Linked DNA regions of Mus musculus: regions 2 and 3 are each linked to region 1. A link is a loop called in an ENCODE intact Hi-C map of the cell type or tissue named here. Cell type or tissue: heart. All regions are shown on one strand. Region 1 holds the start of Ubap2l (ubiquitin-associated protein 2-like). Region 2 holds the start of Hax1 (HCLS1 associated X-1). Region 3 holds the start of Atp8b2 (ATPase, class I, type 8B, member 2).

Region 1 (5,000 bases):
TTTAAACTAAGGAGCTGGGTATTTCAATGTATGCCTGTAATTCCAGCAGTCAAGACACAGAAGGAGATCAGGAACTCATGGCCAACGTTGTGTTCTAGAGGCCAGCCTAGCCTGTAAGAGACTCTGGTCTCAAAAAGCCAAAAAGGGCTGAATACGAGAGCCAAGTGAAGACCATTTTTAGTCAGTAAGAGTATATGCAAAGTTATGAAATCCAGTCAATAGAGCCTGATGCTGATAATGGGGAGAGTCATAGAAAAGGAAGTTGGTAGTAAAGTCCCCTGGTGTCTTATTAAAAGGAAAAGCATGACGGAGATGGCAATGGGATGTAAGGATTCTGACTTACAACAGGGGATGCTATCTCAGTTGTCAGAGCAATTGTCTAGCACACACCACGTTCCTGGGATCAGGCTCCAGCACCACATAAACCACGAGTGTCAGTGCATGCTTATAACCTTGGCACTTCAGAACCGAAAGCAGGAGGGCCAGTGCAATGCCAGGGTTACCTACAAATCCAGCTCTAGCCAAAGATACAGGAGATCCAGTTGGAAAAACACCAGCCACCAACAAAAAGATTTCAAAGGAGATGGGGACAGGAGGCCAGGCAGTATAGTGAAATTGGCAAAACCCAAGCTTAGTGAAGACCCTGACTCTAAAATTAAGGTGGAGAGCAACTGAAGAAAATGGACTATGCCACAGTATGGCTTCCACATATGGCACACACATGCATGCATACCTACTTACACATAAGTGTACACATATACACAAAGGATTTCTGACTTAAGTATACTAGGTTTGAGATGGCTATTTGAAACTTAAGGGTCTTTGTTTTTTTTTTTCCAGACAAGTTTTCTTTGTAGAGTCCTGACTGTCCTAGAGATCACTCTGTAGATTAGGCTGGCCTCAAAATTACAGATTCTCCTGCCTTTGCCTCCTGAGTGCTGGGATTAAAGAAATATGCCCAACTTCCCAGCCTTGAAACCTGAGTTTTAATGTCAGATGGTAGTTATATATACCAACAGGTTTCTCAATAGACAAAGTTCCATTAGAAAACATTTTTCTTTTTCTTTTCTTTTTTTTTTAAAGATTTATTTATTTGTTTTATGTATGTGAGTACATACAAAATTATGAAGGTTGTGAGCCTTCATGTGGTTGTTGGGAATTAAATTTTTAGGACCTCTGCTCGCTCTGGTTGGCCCCACTTGCTCAGTCCCTGCTTGTTCTGGCCCAAAGACTCATTTATTATTATACATAAGAACACTGTAGCTGACTTTAGATGCACAAGAAGAGGGCATCGGATCTCATTATGGGTGGTTGTGAGCCACCATGTGGTTTCTGGGATTTGAACTCAGGACCTTCGAAAGAGCAGTCAATGCTCTTGCCCGCTGAGCCATCTCGCCAGCCCAGAAGACATTTTTCTTAAAGCCAAGAAAAGCAAAGCACTTAAGGAGAAAGTTTAGACACTACTAGATTATTTACTTTTACTATTCTTTTTTTGGTTTTTCATGTCAAGGTTTTTCTACATTGCCCTGGCTGTCCTGAACTAGCTCTGTAGACTTGGTTGGCCTCAGAGATCCACCTGTCTCTGCCTGAGTGCTGGGATTAAAGGTATGCTCTACCAAGCCCAGCACGATTATTTAATTTGTGGACGCAGTCTGATGTGGCACATTATCTTGGTAATCTCATTACTTGTACTGTCCTTGCAGGAGGGCTGCTTTGAGGTTCCGTGGTGAGAGTTATTGGGTTACAATTGGGTGTTCAGTATGTCTCAAAATACAAAACAAAGAACAATAACAACATTAAAAAGTTGTTAGGTAATTTCTTTCTTTGGCTTTAGGTTTGACTTGAAAAGTATAACTAGGTGATTATTGCCCCGCCCCTTGCTTTCAGCAGTGTCAAGGATTAAACCCAGTCGTCTGCATTCTAAGCAAGCACAATGGGCATCTTTAAAATTCTGCAAAGGCAACCATTCTCACAACGCTGGAACCAACTGTAAGTGTTCTCAGCATCATGCTTAAACTAAAGCAACATGAAATATTTAGTAATTTTAGTTGAAGATGAGACATTTTACAGCTGAATTGGTTTAAATCTTAAGGTACATGTTGTGGAGCAGCAGTGAGCAGGAAGTTATTGCTTAGACTGTGGAATGAAAGGAAGCATATGAATAAAAGTCTTCTTTTAAAGTCCGAGAAAAATCTCCTTGTGCCAAAGAACAGGTTTACCTTGCATTCTAGTGACCTACCTTGGGGGCATTGTGTCCTACAGGAACATGAGGTCCCCTTCTAGATTTCATTGCAAAGCGCATGATTTGTCTCTTCACAAAAATAAACAGCAGTACGAATACCTGCCCAAAGAGATTAGAGCCATTTTAGTAATAGCAATAATTTTTTAAAATGTTCACTTTCAAAATCCCTGGGTTTAGGCCTTCAGAGCTGGATGCTTTGGGGCGAAGCCGGGTCGCTAAGGACGGAGGTGGGTCAGGGGCTAGTAACGGAGAGGCATGTTAATCTGGGCTCTAGAATTTAAGAGGGAGGGTTCTTACTTAGAGCCAGGCAGCTTTGACTTAAAGATCTCAGACTGTCTACGGATACAATTCGGAAGTCCAGAAACAAAACAAGTTAAGTGGCTGAAGAACAAAGACAGAACGGCTCAGGAGCCTTCTTTTCAGGAGTCCGGCTCAGAGGGTCGGGACTCAGACAAATGCCACAAGAGGAAGAGAATGGGGATCTCACCAGGCTCCCGTACGCCATCACCAGCACGACATTCACTCCAGAAAGCCAGTTACTACTAGACGCCATCGCCTCTCTCTCCGGGAACACCTGCTAGGACAGTCCCGCCGCGCTCGCGCGTTAGCCCAGGCTCTGCCGAAGCCAGGGAACCTAGGTTCCCTGGAGCTCTCCGAACATTTCCATATGGTTTTCGATTAAAAAAAAAAAAAAAAAAAAAACCAGGCTAGAGTCCGTCAGAAAACATGGTGGATGGGGGCGCTAGTTAAGCATCGGACCTTCCCGTCCCATTTCCCCACCCCCACCCCCTCCGCCACGTGACTTATGTCCGCAAAGGTACCTGGGAGTGCGGAGACGCGGAACTACGCCAGTAAGAGGAAGCCGAGACCTTACTGGAGTCACGTGATGGAGGCGGATCCGTGCGGGGCGGGGCGGGGGCGGGGCGGGCGCGCGGAACTCAAGAGCAGTGTTTCGTGGCGGGGAGGCGCGCGCACGCTGACGTGCGCGGCCCTTTCGCGTCACGTGCTGAGGGACGCAGGAAGGCAAGTGGGAGGGGGAAGGCGCGAGAGCGAGCGCGAGAGGGAAAAGGAGGGAGGGGGTGGGGAGGAGGGAATCTTATATCACGTGACAGGGGCGGCGCGGCCCGGGGTGTCAGTGTGGAGGAGACTGAGGTAAAGTTGGGAGCGCAGCGGCGTTGGCGGCGGCGGCGGCGGCAGCGGCAACGCGGCGGGGCCGGGTATTGTCCGCGGCCCCTTTAAATCCGCGATCCCCTTTTTACCCTCCCTTCTTTTCCTCTGTCCCCTCCGTATTCCTGTCCCGCGGTAGGCCCCCCCCACGCCGTGTGTCTCCCCACTGTACACCCTCCCTTCTGGTCTTGGGAACCCGGGCGTCCAACCTCCCCACCTCGAATTGGCCGCCGGGGGTTTTGTTTATAGTTGGGTTCGCGGCCTACTGGGCCGCGCCAGAGCCGGGGCCTCGATTTGGGAGCGTGGCCGGGGCGGGGCTTGGGGCAGCCGGAGGGGGGGGGCATGTGGCTAGAGCCTGAAGGGGGAGAGCGAGAAAGAGCGCGGGCGAGCGAGGCCTGGGCCCAGCCTGAGGTAGGGTTGTTTAGGAGGGTCAGTGTCTTGTGGAGAAGGCCTCCTCCCTCCCCAGTCCTCTCTGGGCCTCTGATCCGGATCCGGCCTGGTTTTGGGGGCGGAGGGGGGGTGGCGATGGGGTGGAGCTGCCCCAAACTCCCCCATGTGGCCCTCGGTTTGGAGTGCGGAGGATTAATTTGTTCCGGGTGGGAGGTAGAGAAGCGAATGGCCCCATGGGCTCTAGATGTGGCGCGGAGGGGGGTGAGTCTCCCATCCTCCGCGCGTGGGCTTCTGTCCTCTCTGTTCATTTCCAGCCTCTTTGTCAGCTCCTCTTATTACCCTGCCTTCTTTCTTACCGACCCTGGTCGTGGAATATATTTTCGCTGCAGTCTTTGACTTCCTGTTGTCTATACTGTAGTTTTGGCTACCCAAGCAGTTATCTTATTTGGGAAGCTGGACATGGAGGCCCCCGTGGATTGTGTTGCGCCTAAGGGATGTCACTAGACTGGGCATTTGTTCATTTTTCTCATAATGGGAATGGAATTCCAAATTTCTTGAGACCCTTCACCTGGTGGACAGCCCCTAAATTGTTTTGCAAAGTGATGTCACAAACAAGAGACTGTTTTCCACGATTCTTAAAATTTAGCAACCTCTGGTGTAGGTTGTTGTGGAAAGAAAAAACAGTTAAAGGCGATTTTGTTAAATTTGTTTTTGCCTTTGACTCACTGACTACTAAATGGAGAGATTATTTTTTGTCTCCACCTCCCATATTCTGCGTTGGGGATATCTGCTGTGTCTTGCTGGGAGGGGGGTATGAGTCAGTTTGACAACCAGCATTAGAGATTAAAATATTTGGATGTGTATCTGTTGATAAGACTGTGTTGTGGGTCCTATACCACTGTCTTTAATTATAGATCATCCCAGTGATTGTTTCTGTTGTGAATGGGAGATACTGCTGTCATGTAAAATAGTGAGGAAGGGCTAAATGTACTGGCTTTCCCCAGTGTTTCTAACTGGGAAGACTCCTATTAGATTGAAGGTGGTTGGGGAATGGGACACAGGTCTAGGAAAATTAGTTTCTCTGTTAGAAGTGGTAAGCCTTACCCATCCCAGTCCAACTTCAGAATGTCTGAATTGTTTCTCACATTAGATTGTAAGCTCCCTGAGAGCAGCAACTAAGTCACACTGCTTTTGTATTTCC
Region 2 (5,000 bases), 53 kb after region 1:
CATTCTTTCTAAATCCATAACCAAAAGTGGGAATGAAGTGAAGTGTTTGTTATTGAGTTATTTACAGATATATCTGTTGTCTGTCCTTTTTCTGTCCCAATAAGATCTTCGTTTTTTTTCTAAAATATCTAAGGAGTTTGAATTTGTGCTAAACTACAGAGGCAGGAATGCTCAGACTAGTCAGCACATTTCTCTATCTTCTTATGAAATTACTTTTACTTATTTATTTTGAAGAAGGGTTTCATTTTGTAGTCCTAGCTGACCTGGAACTCATTGTGTAGACCAGACTAGTTTCAAACTCCAAAGATCCACCTGCTTCCCAAGTAATTGGGATTAAAGGTATACACCATCATGCCTGGCCAATGTAAGACTTCATGGCGTGCTCTAACAGTCATCTCCCTGCTCGATCCTTACGACAAGAGTTCAGCAATATTTCTTTTATTTGTGAGGAAACTGAGGTTGAGTAGTTAATTTGCCTAGGATCACGGAGCTATGAAAAGACAGAGCTAGAACTAAGACTTCTGAATATTTGACTTGAGGTATGCTATTGCTTCTGAGGCCTCAGAAAGTCCTAGGATTCTTCTAATGATCATGTTTTACTGTCTTCCCTCCTGTTCTCCTGGGATAGCAGTCCTTTGAGAAACAAGGGTTTCATTCCGGTACTCCTGCTGCCTCCTTCAACTTGCCTTCAGCCCTAGGAAGTGGAGGGCCCATCAATCCAGCCACAGCTGCTGCCTACCCACCTGCCCCCTTTATGCATATTCTGACCCCACATCAGCAGCCACACTCTCAGATCCTTCACCATCACCTGCAGCAGGATGGCCAGGTAACAGCCCTTCCCTCCTCTCTCCTTTCCCTTCCTCTTCCTTCCTATCCCTTAAAACTACCTCCCTTTTCCTTTTCTTAACCTTCCTTACCACCACCTTCACCCAGCCCTCACCAGTGCCAGCCAGGGGCACACAGCACATACACAAGCGCACATAACATGAACAGTTAGCAAAGGAAACATGAAAGAATGGGCCAGATTGAAACCCTTTTATCCGGTTCCTTTGGTACCTTTCTCCTCCACCTCCCATGGCACAGTTGTCCTTATCCTGTCAGACCTGGGTCACACCTTCCCTCTAACCTCTCCCAGCCTTCTCCCTTCCCTGACATTATAGCTTTCCCTTCTAACAGTGGAGTTCTATTGTCAAAAGTTTGTCCCTTTATTTTCCATATATCCTGGTTCTGCCTCAGCTACCATATTTGCAGATGATTCTCTGTTGCCAGCGCCAGCAGGAGGAGCAGGTAATGAAACTGAATAATATGCTTGAACCAACCTTTTTAGTCCCCATTTCACCTCCACAGCCTCAGATAACTTGAAAAGCCTACCCAATCACAAATCGGGATACACAAACAGAAACACTGTGCTAAGCTCTCTGGCCTCCCCATCCTCTCTCTTCCTTACCCCCCTCAACACCCTCTTTATCTTTCTACCCTCCTCAACTCTGGAAAGCACTTGGTTACTAGAATTGAAAAGATTCTTGGGGCAGCATCTGGAGCCTGATGCCTCAGGTCTTTGTGGCTTTGAATTGGTTTCACATTAATTAATGTGTGGTGGTGGGAGAATCTGAAGGGTGGTAAAAGAGACCTCTTAAGATTCCCAATGTAGGTGGCTGGGCAACTAAAATAGGGCTTTTTTGCTCTCAAAGATAGCTTTCTACGTTTCAGCATTCACAGAGATGAGTGAGAATGTAATCACCTTGTCATCACTCACTTTGAAAAGGTCAGAATTCTCATAGTTGCTTTGTTTGTTTTTTAGACAAGGGCAGTGGGTAGTGGGGAAGTCAACTGAACAAGAATAGAACCAACTCACCATTTTATCTCCAAAGTTTTCTTGTCCATTTTTCATTTTCTTCTACTTTAAGGTTTAAAAAAAAAAAGTCACCTTGTAAAAGAGGCTATGTAGACCAAATTTTCTGTGCTTGAAAAGTAAGCTTCATAGTAGGTTCTAAGTAAAAAAAAAAAATGAGAGAGCATGACTATTTGCACATTTCCACTTGAAGATGTTACAGATTGGTCCCACTAACTAGACACCTTTTTCCTCCCCCATAACCTTCCCATTCCCCTGCAGACGGGCAGCGGGCAACGTAGCCAGACCAGCTCCATCCCGCAGAAGCCCCAGACCAACAAGTCTGCCTACAACAGCTACAGCTGGGGGGCCAACTGAGGCCCTGACCCTCTTCTCCTGTCCCATCTTCTGAGAGGGCTTCTCAGCCTGGAAACTATGGAAACAGCATCAAAGAGAGAAAAGAATGTGGGGCGATTCCGCTGCTCCACACCCCCAGCGGCCCATCCCACACCTCAGCTTCATGTCTGTCCCATCCCTATACCATCCCACCCTGTTGTATGTATTATAGGATTTGTATTTTCTTCTCCTCCCCTCCTCTTCCTCCTTTCTCTTTGCATTCAAGATTATGAAACTTTGCTGTGGGCCCTGCCTTTCCTTCACTTCTTCCTGTTCACCCTGGTGGTGTATGGGTGAGGTGGGAAGGTGACCCCCCCCCCAAATATATATCAGCCCAACAGCCCTAAGTCTCCTCCTTTATTATTAGGAAAACCAAACCACACACACACATACAGACACACACACACACACACACACACACACACACACACACACAAAATGGCGTCATAAATATGAACAGCATTGTCAGATGGATTAGTTGAAGTGTTTTTTTTTGTACTGTGTCTTCAAATTTAATGGATTAATGTGTCTTGTATATATATATATATACATATATATATAAAAAAAGGAGAAAAAAAAAACAAACCTCTACCTTCAGCCTCTGCCCATTCTTGCTCCGTCTAGGATATCCTCACTCTCGTCGATGACCAGCTTGGTGAATAAGTATTACCGTACCAACTGGGGCCTCTTCTAGCAGGCTCGAAGGCTGTGGAATAAAGTGAAATCTTTGCCCTTTAAGATCTCTCACCTTAATGTGCTAATATTTTGCCCTTAAGGGGATTTCCTTATACATTCTGTGACTGGAAAGAACTACTGCAAATCTTCATTTCTTCTAGAAACTGCCTCATCTACAGCACGTTTCAGGAAGTGAAAGGGGAAGGAGCTAAGGACATTTAGAAGGCAAAGGACCTTGTGGGAATCTAAGCATGGTTTTAAAGGATTCTGAAGTCTCAAGCCAGCATTAGCTGCTGGCCGGCAGAACTCAATCTTGGGGTCTTTTTCTCTTTGGAGGAGTATAGTAGTTCTTGTTCTCTGAGTTATGTTTTTGAGACAGTCTCACTATGTAACCCTGACTGGCCTGGAGCTTGGTGTGGAGACCAGGTTGGTCTCACATTCAGAGATCTGCCTGCTTCTACCTCTTGAGTGCTAAGGTTAAAGGTTGTCAGCACTACACCCTGCCTTGCCTATTTTATGTGGCTTTGAAATGCCTACATTTTGGGAAAAGAATGGATGATCTTAGAGCAAGACCTGGGGTGGGGGCATGGTGCAGTAAAAGGTTTTTGGACTTCAATTACGTGAAAGAGAAGTTTCATTTTTCTTTGTAAGAGCCATATTGCCAGGGACTCGAGATCCTGTTTCAGCCTTCCAAAACTGCAAATATCCTCTGTGCTGAGGAGGTGAGGGAGGTCTGTTTATTTTGAGTCAGAGTCTCACTCTGTAGCCGACTTGCCTGAAACTCAGTGAGGAGCAGGCTGGCCTTATACCTCCCGAGTGGATTAAAACACCATCAAATTTCATTACGGCATGGTTTTCCCAAGACACAAGTAGCTTCTCGTTCCTGCCTAGTCTACAAATCTTACCTTGTTAGTTGGCCATCTGTTTAGTTTTTTAAAAGCAGCGTGTGGTGGTAACCGCCTTAAATCCCAGCATCTGGGAGGCATTAGGCAGGCGGGTTTGTAAGCCCCTTTGGTCTACAATCAGTTCCAGGACAGTCTGAACACCACACAGAAACCCTGTATCGAAAAAAACAAGCTTAAAAACTCCCTACTAGCTGAAGAGATTCCTAGCATCTTTATTCAGCAGTAGGGAAATCGCGGTTTAAGGAACTAGGTAACTTCGCCTAGCCTAGTATTAGACGTCACCGACATCAGTCTAAAACAAAACACAAGGTGGGGGGTGTTTTCTGATCCTGGGGTGAAGCAGGCCTCTGAACAGGCCACTCCCTCTGGCGGCTACCTGGGACCCTCCAGAGAGAAACGGAAACCCCCCTCGGGGGCCTGGCAGATCAGCAGGAGAAAGAATCTCCTAGAAGGGACGTGATCTTGAACTGGGAATTTCGCACGTCCACCCTCACTCAAAACTGAAAGGTAGCGTATAGAAGCTTCGTGTCTGAGGAGCACGGTCAGCCCCGCCTCTTCCTCCGGCTTACGACTTTTACGACAACGCCGCACCGTAGGGTTGCTTTCCGGCAGCGAACGCTGAGCCCTGGCTATATCCGACAGGGTAGCGTAAGCTGGTCGTGGTCTCGTGTTGCCCATGGGCTGCAGAGCTTCAAAGTTTCTAGTGCCCCTACTGGAATGAGCGTCTTTGATCTTTTCCGAGGCTTTTTCGGCTTTCCTGGACCTCGGAGGTGAGAATAGTTCTGGGCTGGATATACGGGAGGGGTGTTTTGGTGGACACTTGACCCCTTCATCATATTTTTGGAAAGCTTCCTTTCCCGCCCCCTTCAACTCCTGCTGAGAGGTCAAAGATCGCATTCTTGAGTACTCACCCCGCCACAGTAATCAAAGCAGTGGTTAAGAGGACAGAAACGGCAGCTTTCTCCAGACCTGGGTGATGCAACAGGGACCTGGGCGGAGAAAACAATGGGGGTCTGGGGAAGAGGACCATGAGCAAGTAATTGGGCGATTAGTAGTAGGCTGGATGACCCTGAAGAAAAACCATGGGTCGTCTGGCAGCTGTTGGGAGGTGCGGAGAGGCTCTGTTTAGAAACAATACAAAACCCTAATAGATCCATCAACGTTGTTCTGAAACCAGATCTCCTGTGTTTTCA
Region 3 (5,000 bases), 88 kb after region 1:
TTACAGTAGCGATCTCCGATCTCAGTGGTGTGCATGTGAATGAGTGACTGGGAACAGCCAGGTTCTTTTGGTGACTTTGTAGGCTTTATCCCCTGGAGCTTGGCCAAGTGTTCGGGACTGAGATATGGCTTTGGCTCATCCAGTCCCTCTCCTTCACCTACCTCACTCACTGTTCCTGTTCTTGACCCGACTCTTAACTCACTCAGGCAGAGATCTATGGCAGAGTGTTGGGGACAATTCTTCTGTGCCTCACATGGGCTCAGGACTTCATCAGCTTCTCTCTCTCTCTCTCTTTTTTAAAAGATTTATTTATTAATTTTATGTATATGAGTACACTGTAACTGTACAGATGTTTGGGAGCCATCATGTAACCACATGGTTGCTGGGAATTGAATTCAGGACCACTGCTCACTCCGGCCCCACTCGCTCCAGCCCCAAGATTTTTATTTATCATTATATGTAAGTACACTGTAGCTGTCTTCAGTCCCACCAGTAGAGGGCGTCAGATCTCATTTTGGATGCTTTGAACTCAGGACTGCTAAACCATCTCTCCAGCCCAGCCTGCTCTTAATACATGTATTAGAGTGCTAAGGTTGGGCCACCAGACAGTGTGCTGCAGGGGAGGCACTCCTTTTCAGGCATATTTTTTTGGAGGAGTGGGGTTCGAGACAGGGTTTCTCTGTGTAGCCCTGGCTGTCCTGGAACTCACTTTGTAGACCAGGCTGGCCTCAAACTCAGAAATCCGCCTGCCTCTGCCTCCCGAGTGCTGGGATTAAAGGCGTGTGCCACCACGCCTGGCTTCAGGGCTTCAGGCTCATATTTTGGTTTCACTGTATGATCCTGTGATCTTGGTAAATCACCTTTTTTTTTTAAGATTTATTTTTTTAATTTATTTTATTATATGTAAGTACACTCAGACACTCTAGAAGAGGGCGTCAGATCTTGTTACGGATGGTTGTGAGCCACCATGTGGTGGCTGGGATTTGAACTCAGGACCTTTGGCAGAGCAAAGGTCCTTGAATCAGGACCTTTGGAAGAACAGCCAGTGCTCTTAATCACTGAGCCATCTCTCCACTCTGGCAAATCACTTTTTAAAAAGTATATGTTTGGGTGTTTTGCCTGGATGTATGTCTGTGCAAGTACATGAGGTGTCCCAAAGAGGGCAACGGGTCCCTTGGACTGGAGTTACAGATTGTTTTGAGCTGCCATGCTGATAACCCCAGGTCCTTTCCAAGAACAACCAGTGCTCTTGATCGCTGAGCCATCTCTCCAGTTTTTGAGCCTTGTTTAAACTAAGTAATGGAAATAAGCATTGCAGGAGAAAGCATGGTGTTGTGACAGTGTTTGGCAGTGGTACCTAACACTGTCTTTCCCCTTTGATCTTGTGAAGGAGCCCACCTAAACCCAGCCTTTTCTCTGGCCATGTGCCTGGTGGGACGCCTCCCCTGGGCCAAGCTCCCCGTTTACTGCGTTGTGCAACTGCTGTCTGCTTTCTGTGCCTCAGGGGCCACTTACATTCTCTACTATGGTAAGAGAATGTGATCGGGGACAGTTGTGGGCAGAGGTGCCTTGCAAAGATGGAAACTCTGAGTGCCCCTCTCTCTTGAGGATGCCCTACAGAACTACACAGGTGGGAACCTGACAGTGACCGGTCCCAAAGAGGCAGCCTCCATTTTTGCCACTTACCCTTCCCCCTATCTGTCCCTGAACAATGGCTTCTTGGATCAGGTAAGTATGAGCAGAAGATATGGGAAAGTCCCGCACTTTGCCTTGTTTGTTGGGATCCCAGCTCGTTGTTCAGATTTTGGGTGGAATATGGGTTCATTCTACCTTGGTCCCGTAGCTTCTGCTGCACAGATGGCATAGAGGGGGTGGCACAGTGTGTTTGAGTGACAGAAGGCAAATGAAGCACCTATGTGTCACTTGATGGCTTTCCTTCGACCTCTGTCAACCTCAGGGTTCTGGGTACCTGGATGCTGATTGTGGGGCTGTTAGCGACCCTAGACAGACGGAATAAAGGAGCGCCTGCAGGTCTGGAGCCGGTGGTGGTGGGACTGCTGATCCTCACCATTGGACTATCCATGGGTGCAAACTGTGGCTTTCCACTCAACCCTGCCCGGGACCTGGGCCCAAGGATCTTCACTACTTTGCTGGCTGGGGCCCTGGCGTCTTCAGGTAGGAGACAGCTTCCCTTGGTACAGTCCTCCATTTACCCCTATTAATAGCTTTGTCCATGGTTCTCCAGATTCCTCCCCCCCCCTTTTTTTTTTGAGACAGGGTTTCACTATGTACCAGGCTGGCAGAGATCCCTCCATGTGCTGGGATTGAAGGCATGTGCTACCATGTCCAACCTGAGTTCTATCCACTTACATACTGCCCTTGTATTCTTAGAACAGTGTTCCTTCTTCAGCTGGCAAGTTCTCCCTTCCTTCATAGCTCTCCTGCATCCCCCCTCCCCCTTTTCATGCATATAGTAGGTTCAGAGGTGTCCTTGGGCATGCCATACTACTACTTTGGGCTTTAGTGACTCCATCCGTAAAAAAGTCTATTCAGTTTATTCTGCAAGACTAGAGGTTGGACTAAGTTCTGCTGGGGGTTGCTTCCTAAGTGCTTCCCATTCATGAATGTGAACCCATGCTCACTGTTGGATGTCATGACAGGAATAGTGTGAGGGCCTGCCTTACTAGTCCTGGCTTATGGGAAGAGGTGTGTCTAAGAGCCACCTCTGACCCCTCCCTTTGTCTTTCCATTACAGCGCTGGTAATGGCTGGTGGTGGGTGCCTCCAGTGGCTCCTATGGTGGGGGCCACCCTGGGCACAGCCGAATACCAGCTCCTGGTGGCTCTGCACCATCCTGAGGATTTAGAACCATTTCCAAAGGTGATGGCATCTCAACTCAAGGCTTCAGACTTGGTTACTCTAGCTCAGCTGGAGTGTAAGCTGTGACAAGGACCAATCTTATCCCACTCTGCAAGAGCACCATGAGCTGGCCAGCACGCAAGACAGATATTCTTTGTATTACTATGCCAGACTAGGACACTTCTGTTTACCACTCCTGAAGGACTCCAGACTGGTCTTCTACCCTGGGAGCTTCCAGGCACGCAGTTCCTTAAAGGAGCCGCCAGAGGGTGTGCACGCTGGCTTTGGGAAGGTTTCTAGAATCGGGTGGGTGGAGGGATCCTAGGATCCTTTGAGGGGTAGGGCCTGGGAGCTTCTCGAGAGAAGCTTGGTTTCCTCTACTCTCCCTTCTTCACTTTTTCGTCTTAAGACGAGGTCTCCCTATGGAGTACTGAAATCTTCTATGCAGACCATAACGGCTTTGACTTCAGCGTGTTACTCAACACACCTAACAAGAGTGAATCTTTTTTTTTTTTAATGGTTTTTCGAGACAGGGTTTCTCTGTATAGCTCTGGCTGTCCTGGAACTTTTTGTAGACCAGGCTGGCCTCCAATTCAGAAATCCGCCTGCCTCTGCCTCGGAGTGCTGGGATCGAAGGCGCACGCTGGGACCAAAGGCATGCGCCACCACGCCCGGTTTAAGAGTGAATCTTTTTAACAAACAAAACCCAGTTTAAGTTTGACTCGGAAGTGATGGAGCACGCCTAGGGTCTCTGAGAATTTCAGGCCTTTCAGAGCTACATAGTGAGACATCCCCTCCCACTGACTCAAAACAACAACAACAACACAACAAAACCACTCGTACTTTGTGGCATTAGGGATTTGATTTAGGGCCTAGGCAAGGGCTCTGCCTCGGAGCTATCTTCCTGTCTTCTGGCTGCCAGCTCGGGAAATCTCTACGTTTCCTACCTTTGGCCTGACAGGAGCGCCAACGACCTCAGATAGTTCTTCGAGGTGTGTGTGTCCGCGCGCGTAATATACCACCCAAGGGAATGTGGTAAGGGGCAAAGTCAACTACTTATCGTCAGGAGAACCAAGTGGAGAAACTGAGGCACAACTCCCAGTCAATGCATAGCTGTGCCTTTTCAGGAAGTGAAAGGCCTTGAGATGAGCCAGGGCGAGGAGGGAAGCACAGCAGAGACTTGGGCTAGAGAGAAGTGTGCTACGGGGCTTCTTCATCACTACTCCCGCATCAGGCTCCTCCCCGAAGATGGTTTCTGGCAGAGAAAGCAGCATTCGCTCGGTTTCTGGCTTCCAAAATAAAGCAGCAGCATCCCAGCGTCCTCCAGCCTCGCCGATTGTGTGCGTGTCCCGGCTGGAGCTTGGGACCCCCCCCTTCCCTACGCACCAAGATGGCGCACGCCGCGCCCCTCACCTCCCCAAAGCCCCTCCCGCCCCCCGCCCGTGGCCGCAGCCGTCACTTCCGCCCCGCGGCCGAAACTGACACAAAGTAGCGGGCCGGGGCCCCGGGGGGGTCAGGAGAGCCGGGCTGCTGTGGGGGGGCGGGAGCCTGCGGGCAGCGGAGCCGAGCGCCCCCGCCCCAGCCCCCGGCATGGGCCGGACGGGGCCGCCGGGCCGAGCGCCGCGCGCGGAGCGCTAAGGTAAGGCGCTGCCACCGTGGGGCCGGGGGTGTGGACCGGGAGGGTCGGCTCTGGGAGGCGCGGGCAGCGGTGCCACGGGGAGCGGCTGTGGGAGGCTGGAGAGAAGGGCTACCAGGATGGAGAGAACCGGTAGCTGTGCGCAAGCTGGGAAAATGGGGCCCCGAAGGGGCGTGCGGAGCTGGGGTGTGAGGAGTAACCTGGTGCCAGCCTTTAGGTGCCTAGAGAGGGAGTTTGGGGCTGATAGGATTTGTCCCGGGAAGGTGGAGGTCTCTCTGTGCCCCAGGAAAACCAAGGGTGCCAGGGATGTTAGCTTTGGGAGCTCAGAGCTGTGTGGTGGGTCCTGGATACTGTCCTTGGAGAGGGAAGGAAGGTGGCCTCCGGTATTATTGTTTTCTCCTGTCTCGTCTATCTGCTAGCTTCCCCTGAAAAGGCTCTTGGTTGGAAAGGAGCGGAGGCCAGACCCAGAGGAGGAGTCTTTTTTCCTTCGTGGAGCGCTGCCTCTT

What was found. Hi-C counts contacts between places; a loop is a spot of excess contacts. Peaks named below come from ENCODE experiments on the same cell type or tissue, not always from the same donor. Only the 100,000 strongest peaks of a DNase experiment are listed, where the experiment ranks them.
Region 2: a loop joins it to region 1, with 3 times the contacts of the local background. A loop is called at or near these places in 19 of 42 quality-filtered maps.
Region 3: it touches region 1 in a loop (2.5-fold over the local background); 8 of 42 quality-filtered maps call a loop at or near these places.

The regions. Positions count from the first base shown.
Region 1 is chr3:90,050,849-90,055,848 of GRCm38, reverse strand. It overlaps Ubap2l (ubiquitin-associated protein 2-like), which reads left to right and starts at 3,334. Exons shown (of 28, transcript NM_001165984.1): 1 at 3,334-3,394. It overlaps 4933434E20Rik (RIKEN cDNA 4933434E20 gene), which reads right to left and starts at 3,047. Exons shown (of 7, transcript NM_025762.3): 1 at 2,730-3,047; 2 at 2,240-2,341. The coding sequence starts at 2,795. In heart, a CTCF peak has its summit at 2,904; DNase peaks (open chromatin) are centred at 3,228 and 3,878; H3K4me3 peaks cover 3,559 bases; H3K27ac peaks cover 2,937 bases.
Region 2 is chr3:89,998,105-90,003,104 of GRCm38, reverse strand. It overlaps Hax1 (HCLS1 associated X-1), which reads left to right and starts at 4,389. Exons shown (of 7, transcript NM_011826.4): 1 at 4,389-4,577. The coding sequence starts at 4,525. Ubap2l (ubiquitin-associated protein 2-like) reads left to right here. Exons shown (of 28, transcript NM_001165984.1): 27 at 629-826; 28 at 2,114-2,817. The coding sequence ends at 2,209. It overlaps Gm19710 (predicted gene, 19710), which reads right to left and starts at 4,345. Exons shown (of 4, transcript NR_045749.1): 1 at 4,184-4,345; 2 at 3,808-3,960; 3 at 2,820-2,933; 4 at 1,780-1,990. In heart, a CTCF peak has its summit at 4,182; a DNase peak (open chromatin) is centred at 4,394; H3K4me3 peaks cover 1,450 bases; H3K27ac peaks cover 1,584 bases.
Region 3 is chr3:89,962,654-89,967,653 of GRCm38, reverse strand. Atp8b2 (ATPase, class I, type 8B, member 2) reads left to right here and starts at 4,316. Exons shown (of 28, transcript NM_001081182.3): 1 at 4,316-4,497. It also overlaps the pseudogene Aqp10-ps. In heart, CTCF peaks have their summits at 500 (motif pointing right) and 3,112; DNase peaks (open chromatin) are centred at 3,113 and 4,293; H3K4me3 peaks cover 2,468 bases; H3K27ac peaks cover 1,832 bases.